Regions from separate parts of the Homo sapiens genome. Here region 1 is linked to region 2. Evidence: chromatin contacts called from ENCODE Hi-C or POLR2A ChIA-PET data. All regions are on one chromosome and are shown on one strand. Each heading gives the region's core, a stretch centred on a gene start or an enhancer-like site at or near the end of the contact. The rest is flanking DNA. Distances are from core to core; before and after follow the strand shown. Region 1 has its middle 64 kb from the start of MYO10. Region 2 holds the start of ZNF622 (zinc finger protein 622).

Region 1 (3,137 bases), core at 24-2,523, 530 kb after region 2:
ACATTTATTTATTTATTTGAGACGGAGTCACACTCTGTTACCCAGGCTGGAGTGCAGTGGTGCAATCTCGGCTCACTGCAAGCTCCACCTCTCGGGTTCACGCCATTCTCCTGCCTCAGCCTCCCGAGTAGCTGGGACTACAGGCGCCCGCCACTACGCCCGGCTAATGTTTTGTATTTTTAGTAGAGACACGGTTTCACCGTGGTCTCGATCTCCTGACCTCGTGATCCACCGGCCTCGGCCTCCCAAAGTGCTGGGATTACAGGCATGAGCCACCGCACCCGGCCAATTACATTTATTAAAACCATCGAAATAGCAAAGAACAAATTAGGAGAGACAGAAGGTATAATGGTGGTTGCTAGGCCTAGGTTGGGGGATAGGAATTTGAATTTAAGAGATACACAGTTTAAATTTGGGAAGATGAAGCAAGTTCTGGAGATAAATGGTGGTGATGGTTGCATAGCAGTGTGAATGTACTTAATGCTGCTGAGTTGTATAATTAAAAATGGCTAAAACTGTATATTTTATATATGCATGTTGTACCACAATAAGGTAGGGAAAAAAAAAAAAAAAGGCCGGGCACGATGGCTCACGCCTGTAATCCCAGCACTTCGGGAGACTGAGGTGGGCGGATCACCTGAGGTCAGGAGTTTGAGACCAGGCTGGCCAACATGGCAAAACCCCATCTCTACTACAAATACAGAAAAAGTAGCTGGGCATGGTGGCGGGAGCCTGTAATCTCAGCTACTTGGGAGGCTGAGGCAAGAGAATTGCTTGAACCCTGGAGCTGGGTGACAGAGCAGGACTCCGTCTCAGAAAAAAAAAAAAAAATTAGCTGGGTCTGGTGGTGCATGCCTGTAATCCCAGCTGCTTGGGAGGCTGAGGCAGGAGAATCGCTTGAACCCAGGAGGTGGAGGTTGCAGTGAGCCAAGATCGTGCCAGTGCATTCCAGCCTGGGCGACAGAGTGAGACTCCGTCTGCAAAGAAAAAAAAGAAAAATTAACAAAAAAAAAAAAAAAAAAAAAAAGAGAAAAAAAAGAATAATGCTAGAATTGGCCAGAAGAAGCTCCCAATTGAATTCACTAGAAAGTTTGTCGTTTGAGTCTTAGTAGAAAATAAGTAACAGTCTTCTTGAAAGAAATGTCAGGTCTATCTCCGCAGAAAGAAATGAGAGGAAAAAAAAATCGTAACAGCTTAGCATTTATAGGGTATACAACAGGGAGTAAAACACATATGAAAAATATCATGATAGAAGGCCTTTATTTAAAAGTGTGGTTGAAGGCTGCTGACTCACTGGATAACTGAAGTATTTGTGGCTTGAGTAATGGCTAAGCCAAGAATCCTGGAGTCAGTGAGACTCTTTCTTCCTTGGAAAAAGAAAAAAAGGAAAGATCAAGTAAATTCTATCCCATTCTGTCTTAGATATTTTGTTCAACAATGATTTTGACCAATCCCAAATTCCTCAAATGAGGGAGGAATGTTCCGTGTTTTTGTAACCTTGATTAACTGTGATATTATTCCAAGAAAGAAGCAGTATCCAGATGGGGCAGGAGGCACAAGGAAAGAGCTAAATTGGGAATTCATTTTTTGTTCCCAGTCAGATGATGGGTGTCTTATGTATGGGGTCAATGCCACATCTGATCTCATCCCGAGAAAATACTCTTTAACTAGCTGGGCAAAATGTCTGTACTGAAGTGGGAAGTAATTTGATTGACTAAACATCTGAAAGCTGTGGCTCACACCTGTAATCCCAGCACCTTCAGAGGCCGAGGCAGGTGGATCATCTGAGGTCAGGTGTTCAAGACCAGCCTGGCCAACATGGCGAAACTCCATCTCTACTAAAAATACAAAAATTAGCCAGGTGTGGTGGTAGGTTCCTGTAGTCCCAGCTACTTGGAAGGCTGAGGCACGAGAATCACTTGAACCCAGGAATTGGAGGTTGCAGTGAGCCAAGATTGTGCCACTGCACTCTAGCTTGGGCTTCAGGGAGAGACTCTGTCTCAAAACAAAAAATAACAACAACAAAAAACAAACAAACAGAAAACCCCCAAAACATCTGAAGACAATCTTACAGTCTTCTGCTATGGTATTTTATCTTACATTATTCTGATACTGATTATTTATCTTCCTAAGGTTGCCTTTATTTCATAGTGTTTTTTGGCATGAATAAAGTGATCACTTATGAATCAAGTGCTTGGAACTGCAATGGCCCAGAGACGCAGCTTTCTGCAAAGTCCACACCTACTAGGTTAGCAAGGCTCTAGTTATCTTAGGGAGGTTGTTGAGCATGGTCAAGTGAAGATGTTCTGGAAGCAGCTTTCCTGGGTATGAATCCCAGGTCTGCCCCTTATGAGAGACCTTGGACACTGACCCACATCTCTGTGTTTCAGTTTCTCTTCTCTAACATGAGAATGATCAGACTAGGCCTTACGTCAAAGGACTGTAATGAAAATATTATTTAAAACATAAGTACTCGGAACAGTGCCCAGTGTATAGGAAGTGGGCTATAAAAGTTGGCTATTATGACTATTAATCATCGATTCTTTGGAGGAAGACATGGCTAAAACAGTGAGACTGAAAGCTGTTTGGTAATTCTATAGCTTGGGAATCAGAAACCATTCATCATTTGCATTGGGGAGTTTGAAACTCCTGGCTACTATAAGCATGTAGAGCTGAAAATAAAATATTGGTGTTAATGAATTGTTCATGCATTCATTCATTTATTGATTCACCATGTGTCAGGAATTGGAGAAACCAAATCAATTATGGCATGATCACCGACCTAATGATGCTCGGTCTAGTGGTAGAAACACTCACATGAACAGATTATTATGCAACATGGAGGTGCAAAGATGGAGATATACACAAGGTAGTACTGAAATATGATGGAGGGGAACTTTAGCTCAGGGTGGGGAAGAGGAAAGAGTCATAATTCTTTGAGGAAGTAATCCCAGAACATACCTCCTTTGTCAAATAAGAAATTAATTCTTAAAAATCTGTAAATGTTTCAGTCTGTGTCTTCAAAATATAAGGATTTTCTCTTTCAACATAATCAAAATACCATTATTATTTCTAAAACAAATGACAATTGTTGCTTAACTATGATAAAAATATCCGGGGGTTTTCAATCTCCTCAT
Region 2 (3,227 bases), core at 159-2,658:
CACCTTGATTTTGGACTTCCCAATTTCCAGAACTATGGGAAAATACATTTATGTTGTTCATAAATCACCCAGTCTCTAGTACTTCCTTATAGCAGAGTGGACAGACTAAGACATGAACACCTACACCAGCACTGTTAATAGGATGTGGGATGAGGGAAGTAAGGAATAAATAGCTCATAAAGGCAAAGAGGTGAGGGTGCTGGCTCCAGCTCCAAATTTCTGGCTGAGTTGGTTTTGATCCCCTCATTCTGTTTTACTCAACTAAATTAAGTGCAAAACCATCATAACTGGAAACCCACTAGAATCGCAAATTACACGGCAGCTGGTATGACGATAGCATGTCCTCCTGTGCATATGTTAAAAGCCTCTTCATCCAAAACACAGAAGGCATCAATTCATTCTCCAAATATGCATTAAGCACTTCTTTTTCCAGACAAGGTTTTAGGCCTTGGAGAATGAATTGAGTGAACTAAACAGCCAAACCTGCTGGCCAGATAAGGCACTTCAGAAAGCGTCTAAACCACCTTCCCTCATCATTTTTACTTAAAAGCTCTCAAACACACACACACACCCATCTCGAGTATAAATCTGGAAACTTAAGGGTGGGCCAAGTTCCTCTTTACCCTCCCCGCCCAGACAGGGCCATCACCGTCTCCATCCAGGTCCTCTTCCTCCTCCTCGCTGTCCTCCTCCTGCTGCTTTGCCAACTTCTTCGCCTGCTGTTCAAACCACTGGAGCCGGGGTGGTTTCTCACTCGGGTCTCGGTCGTGGGTCCCACGGCCACCAGTACCCACGGCCACGACATTCCTGGCCTCCTTTGCAGGCGCTGGGGGCGCCTTCTTGGGAGACATGGACGGCTGGGCCTTGATGGCCTGCTGGATGGCCGCGTTCATGGCATCCTTGTCCACACTGTCCACGCCCAGTCCTTTCTCCAAGTTCTTTTCATTCATCATCTCCACTTTCCGATTCACTGCCTGCACGGCCTTCTTCTCCAGCTCAACGTGACGCCGGGACTTGAGGTGGTTCTCGTAGGCGTTGAAAGAGGCAAACTTCTTACTGCAAACGGTGCAGTAGGTGGCCGAGCCCTTGCTCTCCTCCTCCGCGACGGCCCGCTGCGCCCGCACTCGCTCCTGGAAGCCCTCGGCGGTCACTGGGGCCATGCTGGCCACCTTCCGCCGCAGGTTGTAGCGGTGCCAGTCCGTCTTATAGTGGGCCCGCTGCATGTCCGCGTCGCGGAACGCCACCCGGCAAGTTATGCAGGTGTACGTCGCCATTGCCAGGCGAGAAATAAGAACCGACCAAGCCAAACACCTGGTGATCAGCGCCGTGGCCCCACAAGACCCTCAGACCTTAACCCGCCTCAGCAGCCAGGAAGAGCCACTCGACACGCCGACTTCCTGATTGTCACTGAGGAAACTTCCGGCACACGTCGGAAGTTATTCACAACTGGACAGGAAACCCGCCTCTCAGGCTGTGGCCACGCCTCCGCCGCCGTGAGGCCCAGGAAGCCGAGGGAACGCTGTGGCTGAAAGGGACCTGGGTCCGCTCAGTCAGCCCGAGGTGGCTGTTGATTGAGGGAGGTCGCGCCCTCCCAGTTACCTTCCCTGGTGGTTGTGCCGCTCGGTGTGACGCGGTCAAGGGGACGGCTACGCGAGAATGGGGGAGTGGGGCGCCCGAGGCTGCTCCTGGGCCCTGGGAAGCCCCCGATTAATGAATGGTCGGGTCAGCGACGCGAGGGTCGGGGTTTCTCTGAGGACCGCGCGCTGCACCTGCGGAGCCGGGTGAATGGATGTCGCGAAGGCAAGGGCTGCCCTTACCCCTCGGGGCCGACCTCGGAGCCCTCGCCCGTGGTTGCAACGCTTTCCCGGGAAACCGGAGAAGCCAGGCCGGGGGCTCGGCCTTTCTGAGGCGGCCCTTCCGGCGGAGGACACCGGCGGAATTTGAGTGCACAGAGTGCGCGAGAGGAGCTCCCTGTAGACACACAGTCCAAGCCACGTAGGTAATTCTAATAGCAGCCACATTTTTAAAGAGTAAAGAGAAATCGGTGAAACTGCTTTTAATGTGTTTAATTTAGCCCATCCTGTCATTTCAGCATGTAATCAGTCTAAAAGAATTAATTAGATCTTTTACGCTCTGTCGTTGGTTCTAAGTCTTGGAAATCCAGTGTGTGTTTTAGAGTTAACAGCCCATCTCAATTTGGACTAGACCCGTGCCAGGTGCCCAGTTGGCTGTGTACCCTCATGTATATAGGACAGCAAAGTTCTGTAGAAAAGAACTTCAGGCCAGGCGCGGTGGCTCACGCCCGTAATCCCAGCACTTTGCGAGGCCGAGGCGGGCGGATCATCTGAGGTCAGGGGTTCAAGACCAGCCTGGCCAACATGGCGAAACCCAGTCTCTGCTAAAAAATACAAAAATTAGTCCCGGCGCAGTGGCGCAGACCTGTAATCCCAGCTACTTGGGAGGTTGAGGCAGGAGAATCGCTTGAACCCGGGAGGCGGAGGTTGTGGTGAGCCGAGATCGCGCCACTGCACTCCAGCCTGGGCAACAGAGCAAGATTCCATCTCAAAAGAAAAAGAAAACATGAACTTCAAATGCTTGGGGAGGTCGTAGATTTCATCCACACAGCCTGGTTGAACCAGAGTCAGCCTTGTTAGAGTCGAATGTTGCATGCTCAGAATCCAGGCTGCCAAGAGAAAACCAAAAGAAGATGGCGCTTTAAAAAACCTTCCAGTGCCTTCCCTTGACTCAATCAAATTCAAACACCTTACTTTCTATTCTCCGAGGCTCTACCCCTCCCTCTGAGGTCCTGCCACACCCCCTTCTCTACCCTGCTCACCCTACTTGAGTCGCAATGACACATTTGATGTTCTTCTAACAAGCACTTTAGTTGGTACTAAGTCAGAAAGTCAGAAATCCATTACTCTTCTGCTTGGAACATCCTTTTGCTGGCTTGCTTCCTTATTTTTTGGATCTCTGCCCAAATGCCTTTGTAAGAGAGGCTTATCCAAATCCACTTACCAAAAATAGTGCCTACCTTCCTAAGTCCTTACCAGGCATAACTTTTCTCCAGTACTGTATTAGTTATCTACTACTCTGTATTAAATTACCCCCAAATTTAGCATCAAGCTTTATTTCAGTTTCTGTATGTCAGGTATTTGAGTGACTCAGCTGGGTGGTTCTGACTAAGATCTCCTAAGAGGTTGCAGTGAACATGCTGTCCAGGGCTA

Evidence for each region. A loop is a pair of places that touch in the nucleus more often than their neighbours do. ChIA-PET counts read pairs that join two places held with the same protein, here RNA polymerase II (POLR2A). Pooled maps may share reads with other maps.
Region 1: a pooled map of gastrocnemius medialis shows a loop between it and region 2 (2.5-fold over the local background). The contact joins the enhancer-like site here to the promoter of ZNF622 in region 2. A Hi-C loop is called at or near these places in 1 of 50 pooled maps. POLR2A ChIA-PET finds 5 or more read pairs at or near these places in 2 of 52 experiments (AG04450 and PC-9).

What each region holds. Positions count from the first base shown.
Region 1 is chr5:16,999,163-17,002,299 of GRCh38, forward strand. No RefSeq gene overlaps it. Among named protein-coding and RNA genes, the nearest start is that of MYO10, 64 kb to the left of the region's middle. Within about 2 kb of position 1,274, at least 8 of the 41 ENCODE cell types and tissues checked have a DNase peak (open chromatin) inside an H3K27ac peak, as active enhancers do; they include PC-9, where a contact is called at or near this core.
Region 2 is chr5:16,464,392-16,467,618 of GRCh38, forward strand. ZNF622 (zinc finger protein 622) reads right to left here and starts at 1,409. Exons shown (of 6, transcript NM_033414.3): 1 at 650-1,409. The coding sequence starts at 1,274. RefSeq lists enhancers at 717-786, 3,069-3,128, 3,159-3,227 and a silencer at 2,594-2,816.